Regions from separate parts of the Homo sapiens genome. Here regions 2 and 3 are each linked to region 1. A link is a contact called in ENCODE Hi-C or POLR2A ChIA-PET data. All regions are on one chromosome and are shown on one strand. The core of a region is the stretch at or near the end of the contact, and the rest is flanking DNA. Distances in the headings are between cores, read along the strand shown.

Region 1 (3,935 bases), core at 585-3,084:
GTTGGCCAGGCTGGTTTCGAACTCCTGACCTCAGGTGATCCACCCGCCTCAGCCTCCCAAAGTGGTGGGATTACAGGCGTGAGCCACCACACCCAGCCTATTCTTTTTAAGTTTCTTGATGTAGTGGCAGTAGTCTTGTGCTCTTCAGGAGAGTGTCCCGAGTTCTACGTCCCACATCAACTGAGGGTGTGAACTTGTGGAGGACTTTTGTCTGAATCTCTTTTTCAATCTCTATACAATGTGGCGGAGTTGTGCCACCTACATGAGCCAATGGAGAAGAAAGCTCCTGGTATACTTTAAGTACTCAACAATATTAAATACTGAATATTTGTCAATTGACGAAGTACTTCAAAAGCTTGATTCTCAGACTCCTTCTTAGATAAATCATTCCCTAGATTGTCTCATCCTGTCCTGACAACTTCCAAATTTATGTCTTTAGCTGTGATCTCTTCACGGAAGTCCAGACTCCTATTCCAACTGCCTGTTTGGCATTTCATCTTGGATGTTTAATTGGCATCTTTAACACATCCAAAACAAAACTATTAATCCCTCTCCCTAAACCTGTTCCTTTCAAGCTACTCGATTTCTAAAAGACCATCCCATGCTAGTTGCTCAGATCAATAACCATGGAGTCATCAGTAACCAACATTCAATTCATTAGCAAATCATGCAGGCCATGCCTTCAAAATATATGCAGAACCATTTCTCACTACCTGCATCACTTCTAAGCCTGTCCAAGCCACTATCAGTCCTCATCTGGAATATTGTAATGGCCTCTTAATCTCCCTGATTCTACTCTTACCCACCTTCAGACCGTTCTCAACAAGACAGCCAAAGCAAACTAAAAATATAAGTCAAAGAGCAAAATTCATGCAAGGTTTATGTTAGAATGGCTAAGGACAGACAGCAAAGAATTCACAGAATTTATAGTAACAGGCTTCTTGGCTTCTTTCATGTCTCATAGCTAACAAGTCTTTGAATATGTGGTAAGGGAAAAAAAGTTAGATCATGTCGTTCCTCTGTCCCCAAGCCCTCCAGCTGTTATGCAGAGCAAATCCAAAGCCCTTATCATAGTCTACAAGATCCTAAATGTGCACCTCTCCACCCCACTCCTGATTAAAGAATTTTGCTCCTAATGGCCCACTATGGGAATACTCTTTCCCCAGATAGCCACATGCTTCAATTGCCCACTTCCTGTCTCTGCCCTCCCTGTCATCTGTAAAATAGTCCCACCACTATCTCCCTCTCTCCCCTTACTCCCTCTCTCCCCTTACTGCTACGTTCTACATATTTATTTATCATTGTCTCCTTGACTTGAATGTAAACTCAATGGGGCAGAGAGTTCATTTTCTTCACTACTGTATCCGCAGCGCCTGGAACAGTGAGTGACATAGTAGGCACCCAAAACGTCTTTTCATATGCTGCCAATAAACCATAGCTGATCCTGGCTTTGAGGCTGAATGACCCAGATCTGTGGAAGGAAAGATGACCTCTCTGCTCAGCAACCGGAGCTGGGGGTGTAACTTTAGGGAGTCTCAGCCTGAGGCTGGCAGCCTGGCCACCCAGATGCTCGGTCTCTTTCCGCCCTAACCAAGCCCCCTGCCCAGCTTCCACCACTTCCAGGGCCCTCCTCACATTGGCTGAAGTCGCCAAGCCCTTCCATCCAATGATAGGGCAAAGCCCGGAAGGGAGGCAGGGCCAGAGCGTCGGCCGACCGCGCGGGGCTTCTGAGGGGCGGGGGGACTCCAGCCCGCGGGCACAGAGATGTGGAAACCTCACGAAGCCTAGAAGGGCCGGAGGGACAGGCTGGGAGTTAGCTGGGAGTTGCTGACGCAGTTCCTTCTGCGCTTTGTTCAAGATGTGGGTCTGGCGCTTTCGGTGAGGGGTGCTCTACAGTCTGGCGTGGGGGGTCGGGCCGGGTTCTGGGAGCGTGTGGGAGACGCAAGCCAGGAGGCCAGGGCTCCTCTGCGGCTGCCCGCTGCTGAGATGGGCGCGGCAGCCAAGGGGTCGTTGTGGGCCTCCCCTTTCTCTCGTTCAGTGCTGCCCCTTTGTCTTGGGTCCAGTCTCTGACTCCTCGTAGCTGCTCGCTTGGACCAGGCTGGCCGTGGTGACAGCACTGTGTCGTCCCCGCTCCTAGGCAGTGGGCCTTCCGGGTAGTAGCGGTCGAGTCCCGCCTAGGCTCTCAGGACTCCACAGCCCCTGAGTATTTGACTCAAATCACCAGTCCAATATCCCTCCCGTTACCAGTGAGGAACCTGGGGCCCAGAGAAGAGGACGGAGTCTTGCCCAAGGTTACTCATTCATTCATTGATTCATTCAACAAATATTTATTGAGCACTAACCCAGTAGTGTGCTAGGTCCTGGGGTTATGGTTGTGTACAGGACAGAACTAAATTCTAGTAGGGGAGAAATGAAACAAACTTCAAGGGTTAGAAGCAGAGCCTGGGGATCTGGAGGGGGAAACACAAAACATATTTGAGGCTTAGTAATCCTAAGAAATGGGTAAACAGAAAAAAGGAACATTCTTTTTCTAGTGCTCTTTTAAAGACTTGTTTCTTTCTGTCTTCCTAAAGACACTTGACTCAGCAAAGTTCTCCCTCTCATCCCCCTTGTGCAGACTTTCTGTGGAAAGCTGGATTGCAAGGAAGTTCTCCACTGCATTGTATTTTGCAGTTAGATGAGAATATGGAAGCTTTTAGATATCAATGGAGCAGGTGAAAAGGGGAGGCTGTGGTGTGATGGAATTAGGATTTCCTGAAGACACAGAAGGCTTTTTAATCACTCACTAGCTATAGGACCTTGGGCAAGTCGTTCAATCCCTGGGAGCTTCATTCCCTCATCTTTACACTGGAAATGATCCTTCTTACTGCCCACAGTTCTATAGGAAGGGAAGTTACCCAAAGATGGGACACTGCCCTGAGTGTCCACTTGGAATTCAGGGCTCAGAGAACTCAGTCATTTATATCTGTTTACAGTGACTCAAGACCCTCTTAGGAACTTCTTCACTGAACTCAAGGAGGAGATCAGGCAAGATCTGTGCTGTGCAGATCCTTTGGATTGAGGCTGCTGTGCACAGGAATATGGGTGAGTCATTCCATTCTCTCCTGGGCAGGTGAGGCCTAGATTGTGAAGTTAGTCTGGGCACAGGAATCCTGCTTGTGGGCACCAGGGTTGAAAGGGAGCTTCTCTCAGTGGTATTTATCAAACAGGAGAAAAGCACTGAAGTGGGCAGGGGGCCTCTGGACCTTGAGGAGTAGAGTTTTGTTTCAGATGGGAATAAGGGTGATGTAGTAGAACTCAAAATTGGGTGTCATGGGACTTGGATTTGAGTCCCAGCTTTCCTCTAAGTTCCAAGTTTTCCTTCTGTACATTTGGATATAAGACTGGATAGACTGGGAGGTTCCTTCCAGCTCTGACATACTGAGAGTCTCTGAATAGTGGGACCAGGTCAATCTCTTAGGGAATTTAGTCCCTGGGATGACTCTGTTGAGACAGAATTGCCAAGAATGCAAATACACCATTATGGTGTTTCCCAGATAATATGAAGCACAAAAAGGACAAACATGTAGAGGAGGGATGGTAGTAGTGATGTGTGGATTTGGCTCTCAGCATCCCTATGTGCACTCCAGGTGTTAGAATCTTAAACTTGTTTAATTTACCATTTCAAATCAAACAATGCTGACTGAGCCCTCTCTGTGTCAGACACCATGTGGTATCTACAGGCAAATCTCATGGGAACTGCTCTCTGAGGGCATAGAGCTTAATGTATATATTTGAGGATGGACACAGACATACACACAAGCAATTCCAGTATAAGGCAAACTCTATTTTATAGATTTGTTATGGCATTTTTTGGAATACAGAAATTTTTATGTGTCAGATATATCAGCTTTTTCACATGGTGTTAGCCTTTCCCTTGAGGCTTAGGCCTTTCT
Region 2 (3,935 bases), core at 798-3,297, 100 kb after region 1:
CACATGTACAAAAACAAGGCAAGTGAATAAAACACCATACAAGCAGAGTGAGTTTGTGGACCCAGATTTCCAGCAATGAACAGTCCATGACCTCTCACATACTTCCTAGTATTTATGAGATGCTGGCCTGGCTGAAGGCAAGCATATAACATGACCATTCAACTCTGCCCCATTAACAGTGGGCCCTAACCCAAGTAGCCAGCTGAGGTTTCTTCTGGGCATGAGTTGTCTGATGGAGAATAAGATGGGAGCTCTGGCCAAAGGCTCTTTCACACTCATTACACTGATAGGGTTTCTCCCCTGTGTGAATTCTCTGATGCACAATAAGGTATGAACTACAACTGAAAGCTTTGCCGCATTCATTACACTCAAATGGCTTCTCCCCCGTGTGGATCCTCTGAGGGACAGTGAGGCCTGAACTCCGGCTGAAGGCTTTCCCACACTTACCACATTCAAAAGATTTCTCTCCAGTGTGGATGCCCTGATGAACTATGAGATTTGAGCTCTGGCTGAAGGTATTCCCACATTCCTGGCATTCATAGGGTTTCTCACCAGTATGGATCCTCTGATGTCGTATGAGGTGTGATCTCTGTCTGAAACCTTTTCCGCATTCATTACATAGGAAAGGTTTCTCCCCTGTGTGAATTCTTTGGTGCACGATAAGGCTTGCACTCTGACCAAAGGCTTTTCCACACTCCTTACAGATAAAGGGTTTCTCTCCTGGGTAGTTTTGTTGCCCTCTTTCCTTGTCAAGGGCACTCCTGTCTCTGAAGGCAACACCTGTGGAAACTCTCTTCCTTCTCCTTGCTCTGGGTCCTGCCTGGCTTCCCTGATGCCTCTTTGCACTTCCCTTCCCCGCTAGGGCTTCTCTAAACCTGGCTGCCAGAGGGGCTACACTCTGAAGCCTTTCGTAAGTTGTGACTTGTATTTTGACTTCTGAAACTGGCCCCTTGTTCTTCTCCCTGTGAATTCTCGAATGTGAAATACTTTTTGAGCTTAGATTAAAGAAGTTATCAAATTCTTTACCTTTCTGGCTTTTCTTCTCTAGGGAGATTTTTACATCCTTGATTTCTGCTGGCCTTATATTTCTAGTCCTCGTCCTCAGTATCTCCCTGGAAGGATCTCTCTGATGAATATTCAAACTGTCTTCCCAATTTTTGAATGCTCCTTGCCTTCTCTCTCTCCCTTACTCTTCAAAGTCGTCTTTGAGAGGAAGAGCTGGTAACACAGCCTGAAAAAAGCCTCAGGGCCTGAATTTCCATGCTGGCTCTGCCACTTAGGGGCTGTTTGCGCTTAGGCAGATTAACCCCTCTCATTTTTTCTTAATAGGAATAATAGTACCTACCTCATAAGGTTGCTGTCAGGATTAAATGAAACAAGCATTTAGAACAGTGCCTGGCCCACGCTAAGCATTACACAAGCACTTGCTATTATTTTGCCTCTTTAATGCTCCTTAAATCTACACAGTTCAGACATTCAGACATTCAGACTTATGGGACACTTATGACTGCCACCTGCACCTACACTACTTTCCTCCCGCCCGCATCCCATTTCTAGTCCCCAGTTCACCCTAACAACAAGCCCTTCAGACACACCCACCAGTGTGCCCACGTCAATTTACCATTGCCATGGCAACACCCCGGAGTTACTGCACCTTTCCATGGCAGTGACCCAATGACCCAAAAGTACTACTCCTTCCCTAGAAAGTTCTGCATAAGCCGCCCCTTAATCTGCATGCGATTAAAAATGGGTATAAATATGACCGCAAAACTGCCCTTCAAGCAGTTGACGAGCGACTTTCCCCTTACATCAAGTGCACAGTAAGCCCAAGCGCCGGGGCCGCGGGGATTCCCGCCAGTCACTCCCGCCACTACCGCCACCCGGCCCCGCCGCCAGCGCAGCCCGCAGCCCCGGCAAGCCTGCGCCCGCTCGGCCCCGGTCTCTTTCGCTCACCAGAGGCTACGGGGCGCCCGGCCCCGCACACCCAAGAAACACTGCCACCGCGACGCGCCTGCCCCCAGGATCCTCTCGCGAGCTTCAGTACCCAAGGAAGATGGGCCGTCCCGGAAGTGCGGCCGGGGCGACTTGCAGGCCCCTCGCCGACCGCTCTAGGAATCTCGGAGGTCTTTTGACCTCGACGCCTCCTTACCTGGGTCTCCTACATCTGACCTATCCATTCCAATTAAAAATCTGCAATGTGTTTAGGGGTGGGAGGACAATCTACTATCTACACAAAGGCCTCAGAGAATGTTGGGGAAAAAATTAAAGTCTTAGATATTGACATGTTTAACTTTTACTTCTTTTACAATGTAAAAGTGTCTCTCTACAGCTCCTTTATTTTTGAGAGGTGCTTATAGAAGATACGATTCAGGTTAGAAGATTCAAGTTAGAAAATTCTCTCTAGTCAATGCTCTCCAACCCGTTGCAGTAGGATTGGGATGGAACTGCTGAGGTAGCAAGCAGGACTTGACTCCAGAGGCCGGGTCAGACACTCGACCAAATTGAGGACTAACTAAAACAGAGCCAGGTGGAAGCAGCTTTCAGTCAGACACACCCACCAGTGTGCCATGTCAATTTACCATTGCCATGGCAACACCCCGGAGTTACTGCACCTTTCCATGGCAGTGACCCAAAAGTACTACTCCTTCCCTAGAAAGTTCTGCATAAGTCGCCCCTTAATCTGCATGCGATTAAAAATGGATATAAATATGACTGCAAAACTGCCCTGAGCTGCTACTGTCTGCCTACAGGGTAGCCCTCCTTTGCAGGAGCAGTTACAGAGCTGTAACACCGCCTCTTTGAAGGGGTTTTTTCTTCTACCTCTGGCTTGTCCTTGAAGTCTTTCCTGGGCAAAGCCAGGAACCCTTGTGGGCTAAGCTCCACTTTGGGGCTTGCCTGACTTGCATAACCGTGAAGCTACTTGAGTTGTCAAATAAAAAACAAACTCAGACATAGATAAGACAGGCTTTATTCAAAAGGACAATTGCAAATGGGAGAAAGGTACTACTACAATAGGGAGAGGAGGACTATTGCAATAGAGAGAATGCTTAGACCATAAGATCCACAAACATCTTGTCAACCCAAATAACAGACAGACTCTCTAAAGATAAGGTGTTTATTCAGGAGTGCACAGGGGATTCACAAATCCAGTATATGGGGGCTATGCAGACCATTGGCATATCCAAAGAGGTTGTGTAGCGGGATTGATAAAAAATTAGAGAGACCGATGGGGTTGAGAAGGATATTTATTATTTAGGTGCACTGGCCCAGTTGGATTAACATCCAAAGGCTGAGCCCTGAACAAAATGTTAAGTTACCTTTTAAGCATTTCGTGGGGCAGGAGAAAATCTGTGCAGGGAAAAACGTATTACAGAAGCAAAAAACAAAGACAGTTATTCAATTAATTGAGACCTGCATTACATCAGTTGAAGCAAGGAAAAGTTTTTAAAGGCAAAAAGGAAGCATACGTAATTTGTTTTGAAACAAAGAGAATATTGGTTACAAGACTTATCAGAGGGGTTGATGCCAGTTTATTAACAGAGAGAGTGTGTCAAGCAAGTGTTCTTGTGCATCCAGGTAGCTTCCTTTTACTCACGTAGCAAGCTGCAGCTTAGAAAGCCCTTGTCAGAAGTTCTTGTTATGGGCACCTATGCATAGAAAGTTCTTGTAATATTTCATAACATAGGCATATGTGCATGAGGACCCTCCCTTCTTAACCTTCTGGTTTTATTTATTTCTTTTTTTTTTTTTGTTAGGGCTTGACACAAGTGACTCCATTTTGATTTTGACGACTTTCACAATCTCGAAGGTCAGGCAGAAAAGAATTTTATGCAGAACTTTCTAGGGAAGGAGTAGTACTTTTGGGTCATTGGGTCATTGCCGTGGAAAGGTGCGGTAACTCCTGGGTGTTGCCATAGCAATGGTAAATTGACATG
Region 3 (3,935 bases), core at 540-3,039, 110 kb before region 1:
CCCAGCTACTTGGGAGGCTGAGGCAGGAGAATCACTTGAACCCAGGAGGCGGAGGCTGCAGTGAGCCGAGTTTGCACCACTGCACTCCAGCCTGGGCAACAAGAGTGAAACTCCGTCTCAAAAATAAAATAAATAAAATAAACAAGGAAAAAGAAAATAAATTTAAGAATAGGAAGGAAAAAAAGAAATTCATAAATTCAATCTTACAGAACACCTAACAATTCGCCTGAGAGTCACAGAAATGTACTCTTTCACATTGTTTCTAATACAAAATCTTGAAAATTGCAAAATACAGTGTTATGTTTTACTATAGTTTACTCTCTGACATCGTAGACTGCTTATGCACTAATTCTTCCTGGATACCGGAAGCCAGAGAAAACCTAGCGGTGGAATACTTGCCATTTTTCATGCTTTTTGTCAGTTTCCTTTTTAAGTGCATACTGAGGTTTATCTTCAAAACATTCTCATCTTTTCGGCTTACAGTAAGACTTTTTTTTTTTTCTAACCAAAATGTGTCTGCCTTTCATTAAGATAACATAAAAGAGCAGCCTAATTCTTTGGTCCCTGAATATGCACACACATGCATGCACACACACACACGCAGACACACACACAACACATGGAGGCTCTCTGAAACTGCTTAATCAAATTACTGCTCAAACCACTCCCTGGCACTTCCTTGCAAAACAACCAACCTAATACTGAGTTTTTAGTTTTGCACTACAAGCCGTTTGAAACAGAATAACATTCTTTCCTGGCCACCACTTTTAAATTCGGAAGGAGACAATACTCTGATCTCTTAGGCCTGTGCAAGTCAGAGTGTGCTACAATCGCTGCAGGTTAGAGCTCTGCCTTTGTTTAAAAACTGCATTTTATATACTAGTTACTTCATTGTGAAAGATAACCACCCTGACAAACAAGATTTTGCTATTTTTCTGCACAAATGTCACTTCACCATTTAGAGCTTCATGCAAATGTGTCTCCTACAGAAAATAAACTGCAAACACGATTTCTTAATTATCCTCGCCAAAAAAAAAATGTTTTAGTGGTGTCATAATGCCAGCACTAATTTTAGCCAAAATAAGAACAAATGCATTCTACAAATTCAGGAGATTATAATTTTTAAAAAGCAGTAGTATGGATATACTTAATGTCACTGAATTACACACTTCCAAATGGTTAAATGGTAAACGTTTATGTATTGTATGGTAAATGTTATGTGTTATTTTGGCACAATATTGTTTCCTCACAATAATACTAACAGGTTTTTTAAAAAGCAAGAGCACGCTCTCATTTCGTAATATATATTTATGGATGTCAGTGTGCAGAATTATGCACAGATATTTTAAATGTCAGGAGGCCTGGAGACAGATTTCAGGATTGCGGCTACTTTTACTTTTCTTCTACTTTCCCGTGTTATCTAATTGTCTCTGATAAATACGCTTTATATGCAGAATTGGATGAAACGAGAAAGCCCGGAGAAACCCGGGCTCCAGATTCTCTACCCCGGACGCCTGGGAGGCAAAGAGGTTCTAGATACGCCCTCAGCGTGGCGGGGGCGGGATCCACCGCCAGACCCCCGCCACGGGCGCAGCCTCCAGGCCGGGCCCCGTCCGCCGCCCGGGCAGGCCCGAGAATGCCGCGGACTTCGGGGAGCCCCGCGCCCGCAATGCCGCCACCCCCACCCCCGCGCCCCGCCAGGCCTCTCACCGACTCCCGCCGCCGAGCGACAATCGGTCCACCCGCCGCCACCGCAGCCGCCCGTCCCGCGCCTACCTCCCGGCGGCTCCAGTCGCGCACGCGCGTCGGCGCCCGGGGCCCTCCGCGGCCTCTCTAGGAAACTGGGAGGCCCAACGTCTCTGCTTCTCTCCGGCTCCGGTGCGGCGGGCGGCGGGGCTTGTCCAACATCCCTCACCTCCCTCAGTTGGACATTTCCCTTCCACGCTCGGATGCCCAGCCGCGCCTGTTTTCTTGCATCCCTCCTGTCGTGTCTGCGGGGCTGCCCTGAAGGCCTCTTTCCCTCCAGGGAAGAAAGGGATCCAAAGCTAGGGGTGAAAATAGGGCCAGCAGTATCTAGCAGACTGGTCCTGGCCAGGAGAAGGGGTTAAGGGAGCCACTCATTCTTCGCCTGGGTACACTTCAAAGAGGGGAACCAGATCCTACGGGAAGCTAGGTGCCAGAACTCCTGCCTTTCCAAGACGAGCTCATCCCCATCATCACCATACCCAGGAATACTTGTTCATAGCCAGCTCAGAGGTGCACCATACTTTAGCTTCCCACGGCCTTCACTCGTTTTCTCCTGTGGGTGAATTCTAACTAGGCTCGCCTGGTGAGTGAACAATGATGCCATTGCCCAATAATATGTGGAATCTGGGAGGAGTAGGTTGGGGGTAGGGGGTGGAGGGGCTGCTTGAAGAGGAGGTGAAGCAACCTGGAGAGGTTGCCCACCCCCTGTAGGAGCAAATGTCATCTATTGCCAGTGCCAGAGAACCTTGAGGGTGCACAGCCAAAGCCATAAGGCCATCTGCTGCCATTGGAGGGCATGCTACAAGCTGCTGTCCTGGTAGTCCTCTGGTTTGTGCTTCCTAGTGGCAGGCTGCAACATGTTGACGATTGATCTTTCAGATGGGCATTGATGATGCCCATCTGTGCCCTGAGGCTTTGCTTTACTCATCTGATCCACCCCTTTTTAATGCCCCAGTCACCAAAGATGGAAACAGAGAATAGATCCTGAACACCAGGAAGATGGTGACAAGGTGATAGAGAAACAGATGGCACATTCAAACAAGGTAAGTGGGGAGAGTTCACAAGGGGCGATTTACACAAAGTGGACAGGGTTAAGGAAATGCAACACGGAGTGGTGCAGAATCCCATGGCTAGCAAAATTTAGAAGCTATTCTCACCCCTAGGAGCAGGCCATCTGAGAGAAACTGTGGCTTTCAGTTGAGGGCTACATCCAAGCCATAGTCCAGCACAAAGGAAGCTGAGGTAATAAATAACCTGAACCCAGCTCTCTTCTGATCTCCTGCCAGGGCTTCCCATTGGCCCAACTCAACTGGAAGCCAGAGGGCAATCCAGGAAACTCAGTCTCCCAAGTGTCACAGCAGGGTTGAGGACTGAGACTGAATATGGAGGGGCAATTGGAAAATATCCAACACATACAAAAAGGAAAATAGAAACTGCTTGTCAATGCCTAATTTGTCCATTAATTTCCACTCGATATAATGTTCTTGAGTGACTCAGAACCACCCATAGTGGTGAGAAGAGTTTTCAAGTTTTGTTTGAGAACAAAATTTTCCCATCGTAGAAGAGTTTGAGCAGGTTCTCTGTGTTTGGGATGTACTTACTGGATGTTTTTCAACGTGATAGGTGGTTAGCATGGATAGCACCCACATTTAGTGTGATCAAACAGATCAACCAAATTGGCTTCACCAGCACTTGCAAAGTTCGGGAAGCAGCCACTGGGAGTGCAGCTCTGATTTTAAGACCTATACAGCTTCTTGAATCTCGAAGTTCTGCTAATACCTGATTTCTCCGAGTGCCACAGCACTCGAGCCTATAACCATGAGGTTTCTTCACTTTTCTGGTAGGAGGCATATTCTTGCTAGCTGTACTTCCTGAGCACTGTACTCTTTCAGATCGGGGCAGTTTGCTTAGTAAAAGCCCTAGGTAAGATTCTCAAATTCTCATGTGCATATGAATACAAATCACTTGGGATCTGGTTAAACTGTAGATTCAAATTCAGGAGGTCTGGGGAGGGACCAACGAATATTTTTAACAAACTTCCAGGTGTACCCATATTGCAGTTCTTGGACCACACTTGGAGAAGCAAAGAACTGTGCATGTAAATCAGTGGTTCTTAACTTTGCTGCAGATTAGAATCCTCCTCAGAGCTTTTAAAAAGTCCATACCTCATATCAATTCAATCCAAATCT

Evidence for each region. Hi-C counts contacts between places; a loop is a spot of excess contacts on that map. ChIA-PET counts read pairs that join two places held with the same protein, here RNA polymerase II (POLR2A). Pooled maps may share reads with other maps.
Region 2: a map with no recorded cell type shows a loop between it and region 1 (7-fold over the local background). The contact joins the promoter of ZKSCAN7-AS1 here to the promoter of ZNF660 in region 1. A Hi-C loop is called at or near these places in 2 of 37 single-sample maps with no recorded cell type and 6 of 50 pooled maps. POLR2A ChIA-PET finds 5 or more read pairs at or near these places in 5 of 52 experiments (AG04450, Panc1, WTC11 and 1 more).
Region 3: a loop to region 1 is called in a pooled map, with 6 times the contacts of the local background. The contact joins the promoter of ZNF445 here to the promoter of ZNF660 in region 1. A Hi-C loop is called at or near these places in 1 of 37 single-sample maps with no recorded cell type and 7 of 50 pooled maps. POLR2A ChIA-PET finds 5 or more read pairs at or near these places in 2 of 52 experiments (H1 and WTC11).

Annotation. Positions count from the first base shown.
Region 1 is chr3:44,583,130-44,587,064 of GRCh38, forward strand. ZNF660 (zinc finger protein 660) reads left to right here and starts at 1,835. Exons shown (of 3, transcript NM_173658.4): 1 at 1,835-1,878; 2 at 2,976-3,084. ZNF660-ZNF197 (ZNF660-ZNF197 readthrough) reads left to right here and starts at 1,835. Exons shown (of 8, transcript NR_147692.2): 1 at 1,835-1,878; 2 at 2,976-3,084. The region is part of intron 2 of ZKSCAN7-AS1 (ZKSCAN7 ZNF cluster antisense RNA 1); the gene reads right to left. It also overlaps a transcript of ZKSCAN7 not described here.
Region 2 is chr3:44,683,606-44,687,540 of GRCh38, forward strand. ZKSCAN7-AS1 (ZKSCAN7 ZNF cluster antisense RNA 1) reads right to left here and starts at 2,048. Exons shown (of 3, transcript NR_157564.1): 1 at 1,954-2,048. LOC124905403 (zinc finger protein OZF-like) reads right to left here and starts at 2,177. Exons shown (of 2, transcript XM_047449433.1): 1 at 2,150-2,177; 2 at 1-1,185. The coding sequence starts at 2,177. The coding sequence ends at 173. RefSeq lists silencers at 1,663-1,712, 1,763-1,892 and an enhancer at 2,063-2,192.
Region 3 is chr3:44,475,881-44,479,815 of GRCh38, forward strand. It overlaps ZNF445 (zinc finger protein 445), which reads right to left and starts at 1,790. Exons shown (of 8, transcript NM_181489.6): 1 at 1,711-1,790. LOC101928529 (a long non-coding RNA gene) reads left to right here and starts at 1,810. Exons shown (of 4, transcript XR_940785.4): 1 at 1,810-2,329; 2 at 2,702-2,789. RefSeq lists silencers at 1,538-1,587, 1,608-1,767.